2 separate regions of the Homo sapiens genome follow, and region 1 is linked to region 2. The links are chromatin contacts, found by Hi-C or POLR2A ChIA-PET in ENCODE. All regions are on one chromosome and are shown on one strand. Each heading gives the region's core, a stretch centred on a gene start or an enhancer-like site at or near the end of the contact. The rest is flanking DNA. Distances are from core to core; before and after follow the strand shown.

Evidence for each region. A loop is a pair of places that touch in the nucleus more often than their neighbours do. ChIA-PET counts read pairs that join two places held with the same protein, here RNA polymerase II (POLR2A). Pooled maps may share reads with other maps.
Region 1: POLR2A ChIA-PET joins it to region 2 with 11 read pairs in BJ. The contact joins two enhancer-like sites. A Hi-C loop is called at or near these places in 1 of 168 maps with a recorded cell type or tissue (PC-3) and 3 of 50 pooled maps. POLR2A ChIA-PET finds 5 or more read pairs at or near these places in 1 of 52 experiments (BJ).

Annotation. Positions count from the first base shown.
Region 1 is chr12:50,303,103-50,307,712 of GRCh38, reverse strand. No RefSeq gene overlaps it. Among named protein-coding and RNA genes, the nearest start is that of LIMA1, 22 kb to the right of the region's middle. Within about 2 kb of position 3,297, at least 3 of the 41 ENCODE cell types and tissues checked have a DNase peak (open chromatin) inside an H3K27ac peak, as active enhancers do; they include PC-3, where a contact is called at or near this core.
Region 2 is chr12:50,638,575-50,643,742 of GRCh38, reverse strand. DIP2B (disco interacting protein 2 homolog B) reads right to left here. Exons shown (of 38, transcript NM_173602.3): 3 at 2,891-3,019. Among named protein-coding and RNA genes, the nearest start is that of ATF1, 120 kb to the left of the region's middle. RefSeq lists an enhancer at 3,012-3,061. Within about 2 kb of position 1,547, at least 6 of the 41 ENCODE cell types and tissues checked have a DNase peak (open chromatin) inside an H3K27ac peak, as active enhancers do; they include PC-3, where a contact is called at or near this core.

The DNA.
Region 1 (4,610 bases), core at 2,048-4,547, 340 kb after region 2:
ACAATACAATACAATAAATACTATACAATAAAATAAATAAATACTAAGAAAGATAATACTATTAACTAAAATTGGATGGTGAAGGGCACAGAGGAGAGAAGGAGGAGGTTTCAAGTTCTTTCATTGTTGCTCCAAATAGGAAACTAATAGTCAATGGCTAAAGAAAAAGGGGACCGAGGTGTTATATGAATACTGATATAAAGGTAATAATTACAGGCCAGGTGGGGTGGCTCATGCCTATAATCTCAGCACCTTGGGAGGCCAAGGTGGGCAGATTGCTTGAGGTCAGGAGTTTGAGACCAGCCTGGCCAACATCTCCACAAAAAATACAGAAATTAGCCAGGCATGATGGTGCACACTTGTAGAGCCAGCTACTCGGGAGGCTGAGGTGGGAGGATCACTTGAACCCAGGAGGCGGAGGTTGCAGTGAGCCAAGATCATGACACTGACTCCAGCCTGGGTGACAGAGTGAGACCCTGTTTCAAAAAAAAACAAAAACAAAAAAACAAAAAAATCGCCGGGCAAGGTGGCTCACACCTGTAATCCCAGCACTTTGGGAGGCCAAGGCAGCCAGATCACCTGAGGTCAGGAGTTTGAGACCAGCCTGACCAACATGAAGAAACCCCGTCCCTACTAAAAAAAAAAAAAAAAAAAATTAGCCAGGCATGGTGGCGCATGCCTGTAATCCCAGCTACTCGGGAGGCTGAGGCAGGAGAATCACATGAACTTGGGAGGCAGAGATTTTGGTGAGCCAAGATCACGCCATTGCACTCCAGCCTGGGCAACAAGAGTGAAACTCCGTCTCAAAAAAAAAAAAAAATAAATAAATAAAAATAAAAAAAGAAGAACAAGCAATAACAAACAAGAATTTAGGAGAACTAAACAATGATGTTGATGAGCTTGCTTATTTATTTATTTAGAGATGGGGTTTCACTCTTGTTGCCCAGGCTGGAGTGCAATGGCGTGATCTCGGCTCACCTCAACCTCCACCTTCCCAATTCAAGCAATTCTCCTGCCTCAGCCTCCCGAGTAGCTAGGATTACAGGCATGTGCCACCACGCCCGGCTAGTTTTGTATTTTTCGTAGAGATGGGATTTCTCCATGTTGGTCAGGCTAGTCTCGAACTCCCAACCTCAGGTGATCCACCTGTCTTGGCCTCCCAAAGTGCTAGGATTACAGGCGTAAGCCACTGTGCCATTCTGGTGAGCTTATTCATAAGATGGGTAAAAAGTTTGTGAATTATTTATTATAAAATTGTACGTGATGGTGTATCAGTTATCTATTACTGCATAGCAAATTACCTCCAAAATTTAGTAGCTTAAAACAACATACATACATCTCATAATTTCTGTGGGTCAGGATTTAGCAGCAGTTTAGCTGGCAGGTTCTGGCTCAGGGTCTTTCATGACATTGGAGTCAAGATGTTGGCTGGGGTTGCAGTCGTCCAAAAGCTTGGTAGAGGGTAGGGGAAGAGGTTGGAGGATCTGCCTTCAAATTAGCTCACTCACATAGTTCTTAGCTAGAGGCCACAGGGACCTCTTCATAAAGTTTCTTGAGTATCCTTATGACATGATGACTGGTTTCATCCACAATAAATGGTCCAAGAGAGGAAGGATGAAGCCACAATGCCTTTATATGACCTAGTCTTAGAAGTGACACACTGTCAGGCCAGGCGCAGTGGCTTACACCTGTAATCCCAGCACTTTGGAAGGTCGAGGCAGGAGAATCCCTTGAGCCCAGGCACTCAAGACCAGCCTGGGCAACATAGTGAGACCGTATCCCTGAAAAAAAAAAATTAGCTGGGCATGGTGGCATTTGCCTGTGGTTCCAGCTACTCAGGAAGCTGAGGTGGGAGAATCACTTGAGCCTGGAAGGTTGAGGCTGCAATGAGCCATGAAAAGAAAAAAAAAAGTGACATACTGTCATTTTTACTCAGAAGAAAGTCCAGGCCGGGCACGGTGGCTCACGCCTGTAATCCCAACACTTTGGGAGGCTGAGGCGGGTGGATCACCTGAGGTCAGGAGTTTGAGACCAGCCTGATCAACATGGTGAAACCCTGCCTCTACTAAAAATACAAAAATAATTAGCTGGGCATGGTGGCGGGTGCCTGTAATCCCAGTTACTCTGTAGGCTGAGGCGGAAGAATTGCTCGAACCCGGGAGGCAGAGGTTGCAGTGGGCCGAGATGGCGCCATAGCACTCCAGCCTGGGCAACAAGAGCGAAGCTCCATCTCAAAAAAGAAAAAGAAAAAAAAGAAAATCCATAAACCCCACCCATGTTCAAGGGGAGGGGCGTTTCACATTTTATAGGGAGAAGCATCAAAAAATTTGTGGGTTTTTTTTTTTTTTTTTGAGATGGGGTTTCACTCTTGTTGCCCAGGCTGGAATACAGTGGTGTGATCTTGACTCACTACTGTAACCTCTGCCTCTCGGGTTCAAGTGATTCTCCTGCCTAAACCTCCTGAGTAGCGGGGATTACAGGTGTGAGCCACCATGCCTGGCTAATTTTTGTATTTTTTAGTAGATATGGGTTTTCACCATATTGCCCAGGCTGGTCTAGAACTCCTGACCTCGTGATCCACCCACGTCAGACTCCCAAAGTGCTAGGATTACAGACGTGAGCCACCGCACCCGGCCTGGAATTTGTGGTTTTAAAACCATCACAGATGGTATACTAAAAGTAAAAATTTGGATTTTTTATTAAAACAGAAAATTGATCCTTGAGTATATAGTTTGCTGTCAATGCTCAGATAACACTAGTTTCTTTTCTTTTCTTTTTTTTTTTTTTTTGAGACGGAGTCTTGCTTTTGTCACCCAGGCTGGAGTACAATGGCATGATCTCGGCTCACTGCAACCTCCACCTCCCAGGTTCAAGCGATTCTCCTGCCTCAGCCTCTTGAGTAGCTGGGATTACAGGCACCTGCCAGCATGCCCAGCTAATTTTTTGTATTTTTAGTAGAGATGGGGTTTCTCCATGTTGGCCAGACTGGTCTCGAACTCCTGACCTCAGGTGATCCGCCCACCTTGGCCTCCCAAAGTGCTGGGATTACAGGCATGAGCCACCGCGCCCAGCAACACTAGTTTGTTAAATTACTAAAATACTTTTATACAAGAGCCTGTTAACTTTCTGAGTCTTGTTTCCACAGTAGTCACTCAACAAATGTAGAAAGGGAAGGAAGGGAATATTTAAAAGTTGTAGCAAGAAATACACAAAAACTACATTTGGTCAGCATGACTCATTAATGGGAATGATCCAAAATTATCTGACTCATTGGAAGGTAAAGACCTTTGGAGGATAGTGCAATTTTCAGATTTGGACTTTGTCCTGCTTGGGCTTAAAAGGGCTTTGCCTTTATCCAAAGCCTCAAGCAGAAGACAGAACAAGAGGATAAGGATAAAGTCTTTCTTGCAAGTATGTGGTGATTATCTCCAACTAGGATGAAAGTTACTTATAGAAGACAACATCGGGGCCAGGTGCGGTGGCTTGCGCCTGTAATCCCAGCACTTTGGGAGCCGAGGAGGGTGGATCACAAGGTCAGGAGATCGAGACCATCCTGGCTAACGCGGTGAAACCCCGTCTCTACTAAAAAATACAAAAAAATTAGCCGGGTGTGGTAGTGGGTGCTTGTAGTCCCAGCTACTCAGGAGGCTGAGGCAGGAGAATGGAGTGAACCCAGGAGGCGGAGCTTGCAGTGAGCTGAGATCGCGCCACTGCACTCCAACCTGGGTGACAGAGCAAGTCCCCGTCTCAAAAAAAAAGGAAACGATATCTTTTCTTCTTTTATCTACTTTAGCTACTCAGTGAATGAACTGTCTGGCCTGGCGTGGTGGCTCATGCCTGTAATCCCAACACTTTGGGAGGCCAAAGTGGGTGGATCACTTGAAGTCAAGAGTTCAAGACCAGCCTGGCCAACACGGCGAAACCATCTCTACTAAAAACACAAAAATTAGCTTGGTGTGGTGGTAAGTGCCTATAATCCCAGCTACTCAGGAAGCTGAGGCAGGAGAATTGCTTGAATCTGGGAGACAGAGGTTGCAGTGAGCCGAGATCACACCACTCTGTCTCAAAAAAAAAAAAAAAAGAGAACTGCCTAACAGAAATAAATATTTTTAAAATATGGTCAGCTTTTATTTCAAGTAGTAATTTATAATTACAAGAGTGCTGAAACCAAAGCCTTGGCTCCCAATTCTGCTATGTAAATGAACTAATTAAAGTTCATAGTTTTAATTATTTTTCTTTTTTTTGAGACAGGGTCTTACTGTCATCAGGCCAGAGTGCAATGGCGGCACGACCTCAGCTAACTGCAGGCTCCATATTCTAGTCTCAAATGATCCTTCTGCCTCAGCTTCCTAAGTAGATGGGACTACAGGCATGTGCCACCACCCCTGCCTACTTTTTGCATTTTTTTGTAGAGTTGGGGTTTTGCCATGTGCCCAGGCTGATCTCGAACTCCTTGATTCAAGCAGTCCATCTGCCTCAGGCTCCCAACGTGCTGGGATTACAGGTGTAAGACACTGCGCCTGGCCATGGTTCTAATTCTATTCACCTGCTATACAAAAACCCAGGTTTAGCAGCTCCTGACATTGTCTATTAATTACGAAAACAAAAAC
Region 2 (5,168 bases), core at 298-2,797:
ACAGGCATGAGCCACCCCTGCTGATTTCTTCTTATTCGGAGAAGCCAGAATTCTCAGAGACTCAATTTCTTTCACATCCTGAGCTTTCTTTCGTTATTTAGTTGAGCAATTCCTAATATACTGAAAAATTTGATTTTCACCCAAAGTCTATGCTTGCATCCTCTTTTTATGTTCCCCTCCTGATAGGATTGCAGGACCCTCATAGCTTTCAATATCTTCAGGGTTTTTAAATCACTTTTTCTCCCCTACTTCACCTCGTTCTGGCCTACTTTTTGCTACTATCCTTTAAAACACACACACACACACACACACACACACACACACACACACACACACAGAAAAACTCCCAGTGAGATTAACATACAATTGTTACAAACTCTCTAGTATACCTGCACCTAACCAACAATCTCCACAGTCAGCTGACTAGTATCTGATCCACAGCATACGCTTTCTAATACTTGGGATAATCAAAAAGCAATGGTGCAAAACAGCAGGGACTACAGATCACAGCTGGGTTTTAACAGGTGAAGCTCAAAATTTTATAGTACTAAATGAGCTCACAAAAAACTTTTTTACATTTGATTGGCTTGGATATAGAATATTGAAAATCACCTTTTTGGATCCTTAATAATCCTTTATTACATGCTATAAAAACAAAGAAAAAGGAAGGTTAAAAAAACAAAACGCACACACACACTCACACACACACACACACAGAAACTCCCAGAAGGCCAGGGATGAAAGCTGTGACGGCTAAAAACCCTTCTGGACAGGTTGGAACATGCTGCTGCTGAACCTGGGCTCCAGCCTGAAAAGGCAACACTAGGTGGCTGGAAAATGAGGCTCAGGTGATTGGCAACAAAGGGGTGCACCTGAATGCTTTGCTACTTCCAGCCCTCCCTTTCTCTGATCCATTCCTTAACTAGTAACCACGATGTGTTGTTGTTTTTTTTTGAGACAGAGTCTCGCTCAGTCGCCCAGGCTGGAGTGCAGTGGCACGATCTCGGCTCACTGCAAGCTCTGCCTCCCAGGTTCACGCCATTCTCCTGCCTCAGCCTCCCGAGGAGCTGGGACTACAGGCGCCTGCCACCACATCCAGCTAAATTTTTTTGTATTTTTAATAGAGATGGGGTTTCACTGTGTTAGCCAGGATGGTCTCGAACTCCTGACCTCAAGTGATCCACCTACCTTGGCCTCCCAAAGTGCTAGGATTACAGGTGTGAGCCACCACCCTGGCCTACTAGTAAATACTTCTATTCCCTTCTTTCTGCAAAATATCTGTTTAGCTCTTATATATGGAAGGCCCTGTGCCAGGCACTGCAGTCTACAGCTGGAGTGAGCTACTGGAACAAATACAAATCTGATGATGTTACTGCTCTGCTGAAAATCCTTCAGTGACATTCAAGATCCCACAAGATCTGGTCTCTGGTAATCTTTCTAGCCTCATCTCCCACCTCTTTCTGACCCTTGCATTCTAAGTTCTGAACACTATTTCCCTGGCTAACTCTTGTTTGTCTGCCATGACTCAGCTTGGATGTCTTTGTTCTCTGAGCAAGCCTCTCCTATCACTCAAGACCAGTTTAGGTATAAAATTACAACCTCTATTTTTTTTTTCCCGACTGAACATTTCTCATCCTTTTCTCCTTCTGTGTGTGAAAATATGTATCTAGTAAAATCAGCTCACAAAATAGCTGATGTAGCTCTTCAACTGTGTCCTTTTCTCATTTTCTCTAAAGCAGTTTTTGAGAGGATGTGATATAGACTGTGTTTTTCAGTTCAAGAAAATGTTAAGGCAACCTTGGTCAGTACAAAGAAGACAAAAATCTGAAGAAAATAAATAATATCCCCATTAGTCTTTTTGCTTAATTCTGCCACTTCTTAAAACAAGAAATGTGCTGCAGAGACTACTCTTGGTGCAGCGGACAGGAAGTGGGCATGGGAAGGGCCTGCTGCACCACACGTGCTCTAGGGATCTACCAGTCGTTCCTCTGCTTATCAAAGCCACACACCTGGTACTGGCCGCCAGGTGGTCCCAAGCACAGTACAAGCAGGAGCATGCTCCCGCTGCCATGCAGGCACACCTTGCTCCTTCCCTTCCTGTGGGTACTTCTTGGGTTAGAAGAAATAACTAATTTGAAATTTCATTGTGAGTTTTCTTTCAGCTCCATCAATTAAGAGAGACTAGTTATGCAACAACTCTGGCAAACACAGAAGGGCCTGCCTCTTCCAATAGAATCCACTGAGGTCTCCTAGTACCACCCACAAGACCCAACCCTTCACTTTCTTATTTACTTATTTATTCACATGGCCTTTGTGCTTGTATGCTTGTCTGGTTCTCTTCTTAAACTGTTACATTCCTTAAGGGCAGAAACAGTCTTTATTTTTTTTGAGATGCAGTCTCACTGTTGCCCAGGCTGGAGTGCAGTGGTGGGATCTCAGCTCACTGCAACCTCCACCTCCCAGGTTCAAGTGATTCTCCTGTCTCAGCCTCCTGAGTAGCTGGGATTACAGGTGCCCACCACCATGCCCAGCTAATTTTTGTATTTTTAGTACAGACGAGGTTTCACCATGTTGGCCTGGCTGGTCTCAAACTCCTGACCTCAAGTGATCTGCCCGCCTCAGCCTCCCAAAGTGCTGGGGTTACAGGCGTGAGCCACATCGCCCAGCCGGAAACAGTCTTATGTGCTGTTCCATTTCCAGCAAATTATTGAGTACCTACTATACCTGATACATAGTAGGGTACAAAATAAATGATTGGTGAATGAGTTAATATAAAACTGTTGGTGCCTCATAGGGAAAAAAAAGACAAGTATTAGAAGCTCTCAGGATACACAGTTCATACTACTGTTAGGAAAACGATTCAGCTGGCCATTCTGCAGCTTCTCCTCACCTGATCGATATCGTTCATCCCTGGCTCCCCCAGATCGAGTTCGGTGGTACTTAGAGGGAGCAGAAGTTTGAGCTGCAGATGGAGCAGGTGTCTGGTTTCTAAGTTCTTTCTGTACTGCTGAATCAGTTTCTAAAAAAGGAAGTTTAAAAGATGGTTATCCAGTAACAGTAATAGCTAACATTTTCTAAAGCACTTTAAGCATTCTCACAATACTCTGAGCTAGGTACTATTACCCCATCTACAGTAAAGGGTTAGAGTTTCAATATAAATACATAAATATGATGCAAAGACATCCAAACTAAAAAATATCATCTTAGAGCCTTAAATGTCAACAGGTTGATAGGAGAGGAATAGCAAGAAGACAAATGTAAATTAAAAGGCCATTCCAGAGACTCCAAGGAGAGGCAGTACTGATGGGGAGTTGACTGCATATGATCCCCAATCCTAAACAGTGAGACAACGAATAGCTTGGGGAGCCTTAGCTACCATACCGTCAGTCACTCCAGATAAACATAATACAAGCAAAAACAGGGTGATTATGCAGCACAGCTTCAAGTCAAGTCTATTAGCCCCTCTTCCAACTGGACTCATCACTGACCCTACCCTGTCCCCATACTCTCCCCTCCCAAAATGTACTGTCTTATCAAGAATATGGGGATGGGGTAAATAAACAGAAAAACACTAAGTTCTGATGTTTTCCTGCCTTTTTATCTCAAATGATTAATTCCAAATCTGTTTCTTAAAAAAAATTACAATAAAAAAACTTAACGAGATGTACGTTAACAAAATTTTGAGTGTAAAATACAGTAGTATTAATATCTTATTAGTATTAATAAGGCACGATGTTATAAAGCAGAACTTACTAATCTTGCATAACTGAAACTTTATACCTGCAGAACAGCAATGCCTCATTTCCTGCTCCCTATATGCCCTGGCAACCACCATTCTACTCTCTGCTTTTATGAGCTTGACTCTCTTAGATGTCCCATATAAGTGGAATCATGCAGTATTTGTTCTTCTGTGACTGCTTTATTTTCCTCAGCATAATGTCCTCCAGGTTCATCCATGTTGTCACATATTGCAGGATTTCCTTAAGGCTTAAGTTTCTGAAATAGCACCCGGTTATGCCCAGCAAGGCAGCTTACACATAGCAAATTAAATGCCTAATATATTAAGATGTCACCTACACAGCAAATGTACTGCTCCAGATCCCAGCTGAGAATCAGCCTATAAAGCAAAAAAATTAAGGAAAAAAAAAAAAGACTCAAAGCAGCGGTCTGGGGAGTACAAGCAACAGTGCCACACAGCCCAGTAAAGACTGATAGCATCAGAGTATTACAGGAACTGAGATTCATAATGACAATGTTATATCATTTAAAAAGAAAAAAAAAAGCAGGTAGCATGCTGGAAAGGCCATGTGTTGAGGCTCTAGTCAATAGTTCCGGCTGAGCCCAGCCATCCACCTGCCCTGTCAAGGCATCAAACATGTGAATGAGCCATCTTGGACTGTCCAGAGCAGCCCATCTACTAGGTGAGGGGGAAGACAACCACTGAATGACCTCAGTTGGCAACCATATAGAGCAAAATAATCACCAAAATTAGCCCTGCCCAAATTCACGCCTGTAGTCTCAGCTACTTGGGGAGGCTGAGGCAGGAGAATCACTTGAACCTGGAGGCAGAGGTTGCAGTGAGCCAAGATCGTGCCACTGCACTCCAGCCTGAGTGACAGAGCAAGACTCTGTCTCAAAAAAAAAAAAAAAAATTGTGGAGACTTATTCCCACCTTGGCTCACTTGCAAGGGCAGTGATTTATCACGAATGGGGGCAGAAAACAACATACAGGTTGAACACCCCAAATACCCAAATCCGAAACTTTTTGAGCTCCTGTCTAATGCTCACAGGAATGTTCCTTGAAACATTTCTAATTGCCAATTTTCAGATTTCAGATGGTCAACTGGTATATAATGTAAATATTCCAAAAAAAAAAAATCTGAAACACTTCTAGTCCCAAGCATTTCAGATAAGGGCTACTCAACCCATACCTCAGGCCTCATCAAAAAGAGGTGGGAAGGAGTATGGGGGCATGGGAGGACAGCAGGACATTATTTAACAGCATATGTAATGTCAGCTGGGCAGGCAAGATGCTGCCTCAAGGTGAATCATTCCCTGACCATGGTTTCACACTCCAACTAGATCTCAGAAATTACCTGGGGTGCTAAAATACAGATTCCTGTGTTTTGAATAAGATATACACAGTTTCACTGCCATGGTAAAGAAAA